2 separate regions of the Mus musculus genome follow, and region 2 is linked to region 1. Evidence: chromatin contacts called from ENCODE Hi-C data. All regions are on one chromosome and are shown on one strand. Each heading gives the region's core, a stretch centred on a gene start or an enhancer-like site at or near the end of the contact. The rest is flanking DNA. Distances are from core to core; before and after follow the strand shown.

Region 1 (6,068 bases), core at 2,615-5,114:
GAATTCAAGACGACTGAATGCCTCCACGCTTGCACAAACAAGCCTGTGCCCGAGTGTTCAGAGAGTTTCTCCTGAGAAGCTGGAAGGCAGAAAGAGTCTGAGCTGCCTGTTACTAGGTGGATAAAGAGGCGGACTGTTCACCTAATGGAATATTACTTGGAAATAAAAAGGAGGGAAAAAGTGACACAGGCCATGTGCAGTGCTGAGAACACACCATCAGGATGAAGCCAGCTGCCAGCTGCGAAGACTCACCCATTACATAATTCCTTTGAACGAAATGTTCAAAGTGGGCAGAGACATAAAGTGACAAAGAGAACCAGTAGTAGCCTGGGACCAGGAAGGGAGGGGGTGAGAAATGTTCAAAGTGGGCAGAGACATAAAGTGACAAAGAGAACCAGTAGTAGCCTGGGACCAGGAAGGGAGGGGGTGAGAAAGGCTTGCAATGGCACAGGCTTTCTTTCTGGGGTGAAGGGACTTGAATCAGGAAAGGGTGCCGGTCTCACAGTTTTCAGAACATTCTACAATGCCCGTGACATTGGTCACTTTAATTAAATGGGTGAAGTTGGGCTCAGTAGATGACTCAGTTGAGTGAGGGTGCCTGCTGCCAAGGTCGCGACCTGAATTTGATTCTCAGAACCCACATAGTGGGAAGAAAGAACCAATTCCTACATATTGTCCTTTAAATGCTATGCACATGCCTTGGCTCGTATGCCCCGAGTGCCACACACAATGGATGCAATTTTAAAAGGGCACGTGTTATTATGGGTGGATTATGACTTAGTTTTTAAAAGGAGGAAGGGCAGAAATGAAGAGTTCCATGACGTGCTCATCTCATTGGGAGCTTAATCTCCCCCAGACGGTCCAGACAGAAGGCACACAGTACTCTTGGCACACCTGCAAACCAGGCCCTTAAAACGGACACCACCAGGTTTTGTTCCAAGCATGGTGGCTTCTACCTGTTATCCCAGCTCATAGGCACAGGGAGGCAGTAGGATCAAGAGTTCAAGGTTGGGTGACTGCTCTTCCAGAGGTCCTGAGTTCAATTCCCAGCAACCACATGGTGGCTCACAACCATCTGTAATGGGATCCGATGCCCTCTTCTGGTGTGTCTGAAGACAGGTTAGCCTCAGCTATATAGTGAAATCCACAGATCCATCCAAGTTAGCCTGGCACACATGAGACGCTTCAAATAACAATGATAAAAAGGGCTTGTGAGATGTCCTGGTGGGTAAAAGTGCTTGTGCCCCAAGATCGGTGACTTGAGTTCCATCTCTGGACACACAGCACAGGTGGAAAGAAGTTGACCTTTGATCTCCACATGCACGCGGTACACTTGTATTCTGTCCCTACCCTGCATGCACACATGCACGCGTATAGATATACACACGTACACACATACACACACATAGTGACAATAGATTTAAACATGTAAAAGACACCCATATTTTGTGCGAAGTAGAATGAATGAGGTCTAAAGGCTCAGACTCGAGGTGAGGGAGCCCCAGAACGTGGAAGATGGACCACCACCTGCTAGGAGGCAAAGAACAACACTTCCATAAAGATTCTAGGGCACTGTGGCTCTACCACCTTGTTTCCGAACTCCCGTCCTCTGAAATTATTAGGCTGTGAATTCCAGTTGTTTTCAGCTCCCTGATTGATTGGTTATAGGTTGCATTTTTTGAGAAGTTAAGACAGAGCAATAGTGGGGTTTTTTTGTTTTACATTTCAAGAGCAATGGGGAAGCAGGAAACAAGGGGCTATGGTTATGGAGTGGGTGGGAGGTGTGCTGGCTAGTTTTAAGTCAACTTGTCACGAGCTAGAGCCATCTGAGAGGAAGGAACCTCAATTGAGGAAATACCTCCATGAGATCAGGCTGTATGCAAGCTTGGGCGATATTTTCATAATTAGTGATCAATGTGGGAGGGTGCAGCCATTGTGGGTGGGGCCATCCCTGGGCTGGTGGTCCCAGGTTCTACATGAAAGGAGCCTGAGCAAGCCAGAGGAAGCAAGCCAGTAAGTAGGGTCCCTTCATGGCCTCCGCATCAGCTCCTGCCTCCAGGTTCCTGCCCTGTGTGAGTTCCTGTCCTTATTTCTTTCAATGATGAACAGCAATGCAGAAGTGTATGTCAAATAAACCCTTTCCATACCCACTCACTGTTCAATCAAGGTGCTTTGTTGCATCAACAGAAACTTTGTCTAAGTCACTCCCTTGGTCACATTTGTCAGAGTATCTTGTCATAGCAACAGCAAATAAAACGAGGGGGATACATATGTGTGTGTGTGTATTATAGATACATACACATGGTTGCGAAAAGAGAATCATGTACTATGCGATGCCTTTAATTTATAGAATTACCTCCTCCTTGTTTCCTTCCCTCCCCCTTCCCCCACCTTACCTTTCTTAAACGCTTTCTTTTTAATTACATTGCCTAGCTGTGTATGCGCGTGAGCACGGGCATGTGCCTGCCGTGGCACATTGTGTGGAGGCCGGAGGCTTGCAGAATGCAGACACATGCATTCTAAATGGCCTCTCTCTGTATGTCAGTCCACGGTGGCACGTTCTCCTTTAAGACACTAACATCCAGCAGGACGTGACAAATATCCTCCTTATTCACTCACACACACAAGAGCCGAATAAAGACACACCCCTAATTTTAAAATCTCCTGAAATGAGCACGTGTAGCCCCACTCTCTTCTGCCTCAAACTATCCACCACCACCTCCCCGCCCCCACATGGTCAACACTGCCCTCTGTCAGCGCTAGACTGAGACTACCACAACCTCCTCACTTCTTATTCAGAGGAAGTGCTAAAATTCCCCATTATTTGTTGATCCCCGGCAGAGTGATAGAACCCTTAAGCCTAATTATGTGCCGAATGGCCGGGATGTTGGCAGAATGGTAAACTCCTTTGGCTAACGCCCGGCATATGTTGGAGGGATTCAGCTAGCTCACATATCTGTCTGTACTGTTAATAGAGTAGGTTCCATGCCAATTACTCAGGCATCCATCAGCTCGGCAGGGTACAATGGGCGCAGTGTTCACACACTGGATGGGTGCATTCCCATCTCCGCATCAGCAGCAGCTGGGCCAGATAAAGACCACTGGCCTTCCAGACTTAGGAGTGTGCTAGCACGGAGCCGAGCTCACACCATCTTCAAATTCCTGCAGGCATCTTTCACCTGGATTCTTCTGGGAGGGGGCGGGGGTGGGTGGTGAGGGGTGGGGTGGGGGTGGGGGATAGTGGGGGTGCAGCTCACTAGTCTTCAGTCATTTCCTGCTCAGACTTGCTGGCTGTCTGGGTGGAGGTGCAGAGGAAGAAAAGAGAAACAAACCACAAAGTTTCAGTGACAGAAGACACAATAACAGGAGAGGGTAAATAGATCCCAAAAAAGAGAGAGCCCGCTCCCCGCTCGCGCTCTGGCGCCTGGTTTTAGAACCATCGGTCTAGGATATCTTTCCCCACAAGAGTTTGTTCTTGTGCGGGAGGGAGCCTGCCTCTGCTCTCTTCCTTTTGATGTTTCTTCTTCGTTCCTTCTCCCTCTGACGCAGAAAGGTGGGTTGGAAATCTTGCAGTATCATCAGAAAAAAAAAGAAAAAAATAAAAAGATGCTGCTTCTGGTGGTATTTTTAACCAAGCACAGAAGCCGAAATGTCTAGAACGTGGATAGAGAAAGCCCCGGCTCTCTTTTCAGACTATCCTCCAATGTGGCGGGCACAGAGCGCCGCACCAGAGACGGGAGTCAAAATGGCAGATGTTGGAGGCTCGGGGTTGGGGATGGGGGTGGGAGGCAGATAATCTGAGGCTCGCCAGCGACTTCTCCCATGATTCCCATTCACCCTACTTCTCAGACCCCAGCGCGAAACAGTTGCTGTCCACTTGCCTAAGACTCCACAGCCAAGTCCCAGTGTAACAACAAATAAACAAAACCTAGTGGGTCCTAGGACCAGCCTCTCAGGGTCGCCTTGGCACTCGCTGGCCGGCCTCCTTTTTAAAAATCACCCACAGCTATTGAACAGGCAGATACTACATGCTAGTCATCATTTGCGTGTTATTTCAGCGGGTGTCTTCTTCCTCCGTCTCCCCGAGGAAAATACAGTAATTAACTCCATGCAGAAGGGGGAGGGGATCTCTCTCTCTCTCTCTCTCTCTCTCTCTCTCTCTCTCTCTCTCTCTCTCTCTCCTCCCTCCCTCCCTTCTCTGTTTTTCCCCCTCCTTAGGCTTGAAAAGAGATTCTAGCAGATAATTTGGCTGAACATGAAAAGGGAGACTCTGCTCACAGCCGCCCGGATAAAGTGCTAGGTTGGTGAAGCTCCGAGGACCGAGCTGGTTATTTCATGACATGAAAAGCAGACATTTATCTGTTCCCATGGAGATGCAATTTCTACTAGTCAATCAGGCCCAGGGGAGGTCAGACAATAGCCAGTAGGCCCCTTTTTTTCCATCTTGAGAGACACTTAATTCTGGTTGTATTTGAGTATTTTCCTAAATTTAAAGGCATCAAAAATGATCCCTCAGAAATACCTGTAAACTAAACTGTGACATTTTCAAGTGATCAAAACAGAGCTGGGAATTCCTGCTTCTCCAGAGAAGTTGGGATGTAGCCCCCCCCTTCGAGTTTCAAATCCTCCCTCTAGTATGTCACAATCCCTCTTTGCATAAATTTGGTTTCCAAACTTGACCCTAGCCTCCTTGAGAAAACAGTTCATGAGGAGATAAATTAAGAACCGAACCCCCGCCCCCCCCTCCCCCGCTCCAGCACAGTTGTGGGGCAAGAAGGAGGCTCCCGGTACACCATCATCCTGGAAACCAGAGAAGGGCACACCAGAAGCGAGCACAGCCCAGAACTGCCGTGGCTTCAATAAATTATAAACTGGGTTCTCCGTATTTCCTCGCCTGAAAACTATACCCACAGCAGCGATCACGACTGCTCTGCTCTTCTGTATCTGTTATCAATCCCAGAACACACGAATCATGTTCATTAGCAAATCGTGTTTTTATTGCAGTAAATGCTTGGCGAAGTGAGTCTCTCTCAAACACATGGAGACTTTTTTTTTTTTTTAACACAATCTCACAAGTGTCTTTTCCTCCCTCCTCCCCTTTGATCGCTTTTACGCATGCCTGAGGCAGAAGAAAATGGAACAGAGGGCTTCCAAGAGCTAATTGGGGAGGGAGAAGGCGTTTACAGAGATCCTGTTTCTAAACGCTGTTTGCTGGTCCAGCCCCCATCGGAGAGCCACACGACCCGACGTGACCTAAAACAGGATGGTGACGCAACAGAATGGACCTAGCAAGATGGCATTTTATCTCTCAGCAACTTCACTCCGGTTAATGGAGCCGCTCAAGTGCTGCTCAAATGCACGTCAGGAGCGCAAACCGGAGGCTGCGGGGTTACAATCCGGAAGCCTCAGGGTCTCCCTCCTCTCCAGGAGCCAGCAGGGAACAAAGGCACCGACAGACAGGGCCCATGAGAGTGAGAGAGAGAGAGAGAGAGAGAGAGAGAGAGAGAGAGAGAGAGAGAGCTATTCCAATGTGGATGATAATGAATGATACTCCACGTTTAGGAAGCAAGGAACAGAAATTCATTTGCGACGTACAGGAAGCGGGCAGGGGAACGATCCTCGTGGGATGGCACTTGCTGATGTCGTTAGGCTATTCTTTTCATTTGATCATTTTAGTTTAAGCACTTCTAAAAAGTATATGTTCACCCTCATTAGAAAGTTCAAAGTGGAGATGGCTAGTAACCACTTGACGGCATGATACTTCCTTCCAGAAATCTTCCCTAAATGCAGTCTTTTTTTTTAAAGAATTATTTGTTTTATGTATATGAATATGCATAGTTTTAAATACCTCACTGGTTTCATTTAACACATGGCTGTGAACTTTTTTTTACCCTTAAATAAAAAAGAAAATGTCTATTGTAAACAATTTTCAGGACATATATTTTAAAGAACGAGCTTCCAGCTTAAGCGGGGTGGGGGCTGGAGCAGCAGGGTGGAGGGGGTGGGCAGTACACCAGTGTGAGCTTCCCCTCCCCCACAGACAGTGGCTGCAGTTTTCTGTGCCCTCT
Region 2 (6,068 bases), core at 2,019-4,518, 48 kb after region 1:
TGCAGAAGGCCAGTTCAGATCAGCTTATATAAAACCCATAAGACAAATCTTCCTCCAGAGATGGGATTTACAGGCACACTTGTCTCAAAAGCCTAGGACTTGGGGCCTGATTCACCCTTGTGGGAACATCACATCATGGCTCATAAGTAACTGTACTTACATGTCAATCAAAAATGAAATAAAAACACCAACAAAGAGTCCTGTGTTTCCCTGACCCTGGGCCTTTTAATTTCTCTTGCTTCTCCCTTACCTTTGCCAGTCTGGGCAACCATTGATCTCAGAGAAACTGACATCTTTCCTAAGCATCTCTAGTAGAGTCCTGGGGAAGAGACTCTTGCTGGCCAAGCTGGGGGACATGCAGGAGTCATCTTGGTTCAAAGGTCAAAGGAGGGCCAGCCCCACAGGATCACCTAACTTTCTCCTAAGGCATTCACAGGATCACCCTAGGCATGGCTGTTCTGGGAGGCAGAACACTTTGGTGAGGTTGAGTGTGGCCCCGTGAAGGAGAGAAGGTAGAACAACCCCCCTCTCTCCTCATAACAGATTAAAAGGTCTCTGGATGTTTCCAAATGCCCCTTGCGGGAGGAAGTGACCCCTCCAGCGCCACAGATGGAGTAAGAATGTAGAAGCGCTCTACACTTGAGTTGTAGCTCAGTGCTAGGTTACTAACCTAGTGTGTGCGAGATCTGTCAGCATCACACAGGAAAAAACTCACTGGTCAGCTTTCTGTTACTATTACAAATACTGGAGACAATGGCTTTATAAAGCAGAAAGGTTTGCTTGGGCTCATTTAGTTTCAGAGATTCCAGTCTGTGGTTGGCTGGCTCTGTTGCCAGCCTTGGACACGCCCCCAGCAACTTGAAGACCTCTTAACCATGACCACCTCTTTAAAAGTCCCATCAGGGCTGGTGAGATGGTTCAGTGGGTAAGAGCACCCGACTGCTCTTCCGAAGGTCCGGAGTTCATATCTAGCTCTCAAATTTAGGAAGTAGTTTCCCATGGGAATGGAGACTGGTAAGCCAATGGCTCCTACACTGTTAATGTCCCGAGGGGTGTACACAGCCTTACTGCTAACCTCAGCCGTGACTGAAAGTCATTGAGGCCGTTTACAGTTCCTTCAAAATAATTCTAGAAGGGAATTCATAAAAATGGGTAACATCTGGAGAGATGGCTCAGCGGTTAAGAGCACTGACTGCTCTTCCAGAGGTCCTGAGTTCAATTTCCAGCAACCACATGGTGGCTCACAACCATCTGTAATGAGATCTGATGCCCTCTTCTGGTGTGTCTGAAGAGATCGGCAGTGTACTTACATACATTAAATAAATAAATAAATAAATAAATAAATAAATAAATAAATAAATATTTTAAAAAATGGGGCTAGAAAGATGGCTCAGTGGTTAAGAGCACTGGCTGCTCCTGGAGAGGACTCAACTTCTGATCCCAATACCCTACCCACACTGCCCCTCCTGACTACCCATGTAATTTTAGTTCCAGAGGATCTGACGCCCTCTTCTGGCCTCCCAAGGCACTGCACCACATGATGTACAGCCATTTAGGCAGACACTCATACACATAAAATAAAAATAAATAAATCTTGAGAGAGAAAAAAACCAACCCAGACATATTTATTTGTAAGCCTGTGAGTTGTCTATGGATACAGTCCCAGATCCGGAGGAACTGAGAAGCCCACTTCCCGAGGCGTATTGTAAACAGAAAGGAACGCCAAGACCGGTTTGGCCACACCTTGCGCTAGGTGCGTGATCTGTCTTCGGTTATTTGATCTCTTCCGTCCTGGTTGTCGCCAATCTTAAAGACGATTAATGATGCCAGACCAATTAATGATGTATGTGAGACTCCAAAATGCCAGGGAGTTGGGGTGTTATTTAAGCTCGTTCTTCAATTATTTGACTAAGAGGCACACTTGAGTGATTTCTTTTAGAATCAAAGCCTTACTTCTCTCCCCCTCCCCCTCCTCCTCGTCCTCCCCGCTTCCTTTTCATTTGTTGGCTAACACAGAGAGAGCAATGTTATGGTAAAAGGGATCCTTTTTCATTTTTTTAGATCGTTCTGAGAGGTAAGTTTTGCTCACCTGGTTTATTGCCAATCTCTTGCGTTCCCGGTGTTGAAAAAACAGAGGGGTAAGGTAGGGCTTATTTACAGTTCAGTGGTTCCTAGAACCAACACAACTGTTCCCTCGTGGAGACAGAAATTATGTCCCAATGAAACGCACCGAATATAGTCTCAATTCTGTGACTCCGTTCCCTCTTGCTAACACTCCAACCAGTTAAATCGGGGAGATTTAAGCTCCTGGTCTTTGTCTGAACACATCGGAAAAGCCAGAAAACGTTGGAACAAATTGTGGAGCCCAGTTGTAAGCGAAGGGCGGAAAAGCAGTCCAGAAACAAATGACCTAATCCGGTGTCAGAGGCAGCGGCTTAATGACTCCTGTCTGAAGAGAGACTTCCAGGACGGGTTCCTTCCTAAGTGAGCAGGAGAAAATTGGCCTTTTTGATGTAAGGCAGTTGAGGGAAAATTTCTGCTTTTGCCTCTAGGAGTAAATGTGCTTTGATTCTGATTAGATTTGTAATTTATTAAGCTTCTCCTTGCTGTTTGCACTTAGAGATACCAAGTTTGTTCTTTCTACTTGTAGAGACAGGCTTTTTTTGGGGGGGGGGCAGGGAGGTGACATTAGTTATTGTCATTGCCCCTTAGGAGGTTTTTAGTTTTAGTTGTTTTACTTCTGAACCTTGTTGCAGGGGCTGGGAGTCAGCTGTTAGAATGCTCACCTAGCAGGCGGAGGCCCTGAGCTCAGTCAACAGAACCTTGTAGGAGTAGTGGGCTCCACTGTCCTGCCAGCGTTTGGGAGGCAGAAGCAGGAGGATCAGAAGTTCAAGTCCACCCCCAGCTTTCTAGTAAGTCCAAGGCCAGCCAGGGCTACAGGAGACCCTGTCTCAAAACAAAACAACAACACACAAAAAAAAAAATTGCGACAGGGAACACATACACTGTAGAAGTTGTAAAAACGTCTCCCAGGATGCTATCTTCTCACCAGAAGCTTTTGTGTGCATTCTGGAAAATTCCAGTGTTTATGAAGTTGGAGGCTCCACGCTGATATTTATCAGGATTTAAATTTGAATCATGCATAGCACAGGAAAAAAAAGAATGGGGGCAGGGTCTTGATTTTTATTATGTGTTTGGAGAGGCGCTTCAGTGTTTACAGTCTGGGAACAGGATCCCAGCGGAATCCTTTCTGTTGTCAGGGAGGGGCCAACATTCCCGTGTCCACCCACTCACCCAGAGGCAGCCTGGTTTTGGAGTGGAAATAACACTCTTATACCTAATAGGACCCGGGAGATCTGCCCCGACTGCCTGCCGGTTTCTACAGTTGGAAATTACAAAAGCCAGCAGCCGATATCAACCTTCTGCCTGCTGACTTGCCAGAGAATCTCCCATCTCTTTCTCTTGGGCTACAAGGACTTCCTTCCTTCTGGACAAAATACTGGCATAGCCTAGGAGGTTGCAAGTTGGTTGCTGAGTCCATTGGGGTTTTGTTTACTGGTTTTGTTCTGAGTAGAGAACAGATCTTACATTTGGAGACTTTTGGAGACACGTGTGTCAAGAGGGGAGATAGATTAGAGTGTGTGCACTGGGGTGGAGCCGGTGGGTAGAATCACAGCGCTTCTCCCAGTGTGTTTTCAGATCACATATATTGACCACACATAGTGAGCAGGATTGGTTATTGCAAGCTTTGACCTTTATAAGCACGGGCCTGGGAATAATAACTCAAATGGTTCTTCAAGGTTCCCCGAGAACTCTGACCACACCCCATTTTTAAAGCTTAACATACAAGTGACTGGAACAGATTTCTCCCGATTCCCATAGATAATGTCTCCCAAAATACTTCATCTAAGTGAGTCACCGCTCACAGACTGACCAGGAAGCCAATGGCTACTCTTTTATTTTTGAGTCACTAGGGAAAAGCTGGAAACAAGGAAATTCAGCAGGGGCTGGGGAGACGGCTCAGTTGGCAAACTGCTTGATGCACAGATATAAAGCCCTGAGTTTGATTCCTGAGAATGCATGTACAATGCCAGGCATGGTGACCTACGTCTATAATCCCAGAGCTGAGGTACCAGAGGCAAGGAGGATCCCAAGGGCTTGCTGTACCAGCTATCCAGCCTGCTTAGGAGCTTTGGGCTGGGCAGTGGTGGCACACGCCTTTAATCCCAGCACTTGGGAGGCAGAGGCAGGTGGATCTCCGAGAGATGGAGGCCAGCCTGGGCTATGCAGTGATTTCCAGGACAGTCGGGACTACACGGAAAGACTTTGTCTAAAAACAAAAAGAACCAACCAACTAACCAACCAACCAATAAACAATCAGTCCTTTTCCCCAAACCATAACAAGGTGTGTGACTCAGTCATTAAAAGCCTTTAGCTGCTCTTGTAGGGGACCCGAGTTTGGTTCCCAGCACAAATGTGAGGAAACCACATGTTACTCCACCTCCCGGAGGTCTGGCTGTCATGAGTGCCTACATATGTGTGGACACAACCACTCATAAGCACAGACTGGTAATTAAGAAAATAATAAAAAGAAAAAAATTTAAAAGTGATTTGAGACAGGGTTCCTCTGTGTATGTAGCTGTGGCTGTCCTAGAACTCACTTTGCAGACCAGGCTGGCCTTGAACTCATGTACAGATCCACCTGCTTCTTAACTGCTGGGTCTAAAAGGAGTTCACCACCGCACTCAGCTATACATCTTAAAACAAAACAAACAAAAATCCAAGGTGGATAGTTTTTGATGTCCTCTGACTTCTGAACACTTATGTACACACACATGTGCGTGGGCACACATATGTGTATGAACCCACAGGACCATTGTTCATACTCATACACACAATATCTAAGCAAAAAACAACAAGAAAGCAAATGTTCTTTGACCTTCTTTTGTGCGGAGTAGAAAAGGAAAACAGACTGGGGACTGGAGCTAAGTGCTTCGGCTCCCATAAAACCACAAATCTGGGAATTAAGAAAACAGAGGAATATTTTCTCAGTGGTAGGAACAGTCTTGATTCTTAGCAGTCGGTTTGCCTGCTCTGTATCAAGGCTCGGTGTGTGGGGTGTGGTGTCAGCACATGTGATCTTTGCCATGACCAGGGTTCTCGGTGAAAAAACGTTCCAAGGATTTATTTTATTGGATTTGAACCCACTAAAATACAGCCTTTGAGCCCTGCACAAAATCTCACTGTTCCAATACCAAATGAACCCAGAGTTCATTGTCAAGCTTGCTGGAAGGTAGGGGGCCCGTGGCACCTGTAAGTGACAGGCTATTCTAATAAACAGCTCTCAGATGGGGTGCACTAGGCACGATCAAAGTTCAAGGGCTTTTTACAGTTTCAACAGGCCCCATGGCTTCACCCTGTGTTTACTTTCATTTCTGTCTAATCAGGGTTTAAGTTCTTACAGTGTACCTCGCAGAGGAGCTCAAATTCCCCAAGCCGGTAGTAGTCACACTCCTATGGAGGGGATTTAAAGAGGATCGAGACACTATATAAACAGAATTTCCATGACTGTGTGCTTATTCTGTAGATACAGGAAGTACGATGATGTTGGATATGACCTCGATGGACACAGAGTGTTGATTGTGCCCTATCTCTGTTGTCATCAGAGGTAGGGATTTATTTTATCAGAATTAAATAAAAACACACCCTGTGGCTGCTGATAGCTACAGAGGAAGGAAAATCTATTTGTTCAGTCTTTATACTTGTGCTTCAGAAAAATTATTCTCTGGGTCATTTACAGGAACAAACTAGTCCCGGCTTCTAAGTCTAGAGGAATCTCATAGATATTCCCACCACATAATAAAAGATTCACTTTCATTTATGTGTCTGTGTCTGTGTGCGCATAAGTGCAGAAGTCTTTGGAGTCCTGGAGTTGAGGTTACAGTTGATTGTCAGCCTTTTGGTGTGGGTGCTGGGAGCGTGATTTGAGTCCCTCTGGAAGACCAGCAAGTGCTCTTAATTATTGGGCCATCTCTTCAGCCCCTATTTACAGCATGTGGTTTCTCTAC

What was found. Hi-C counts contacts between places; a loop is a spot of excess contacts on that map.
Region 2: a map of heart shows a loop between it and region 1 (2.3-fold over the local background). The contact joins two enhancer-like sites. A Hi-C loop is called at or near these places in 6 of 37 maps with a recorded cell type or tissue (heart and left cerebral cortex).

What each region holds. Positions count from the first base shown.
Region 1 is chr2:170,215,912-170,221,979 of GRCm38, forward strand. No RefSeq gene overlaps it. Among named protein-coding and RNA genes, the nearest start is that of Gm17619, 25 kb to the left of the region's middle. Within about 2 kb of position 3,865, at least 1 of the 3 ENCODE cell types and tissues checked has a DNase peak (open chromatin) inside an H3K27ac peak, as active enhancers do; it is heart, where a contact is called at or near this core.
Region 2 is chr2:170,265,008-170,271,075 of GRCm38, forward strand. No RefSeq gene overlaps it. Among named protein-coding and RNA genes, the nearest start is that of Gm34542, 51 kb to the right of the region's middle. Within about 2 kb of position 3,269, at least 1 of the 3 ENCODE cell types and tissues checked has a DNase peak (open chromatin) inside an H3K27ac peak, as active enhancers do; it is heart, where a contact is called at or near this core.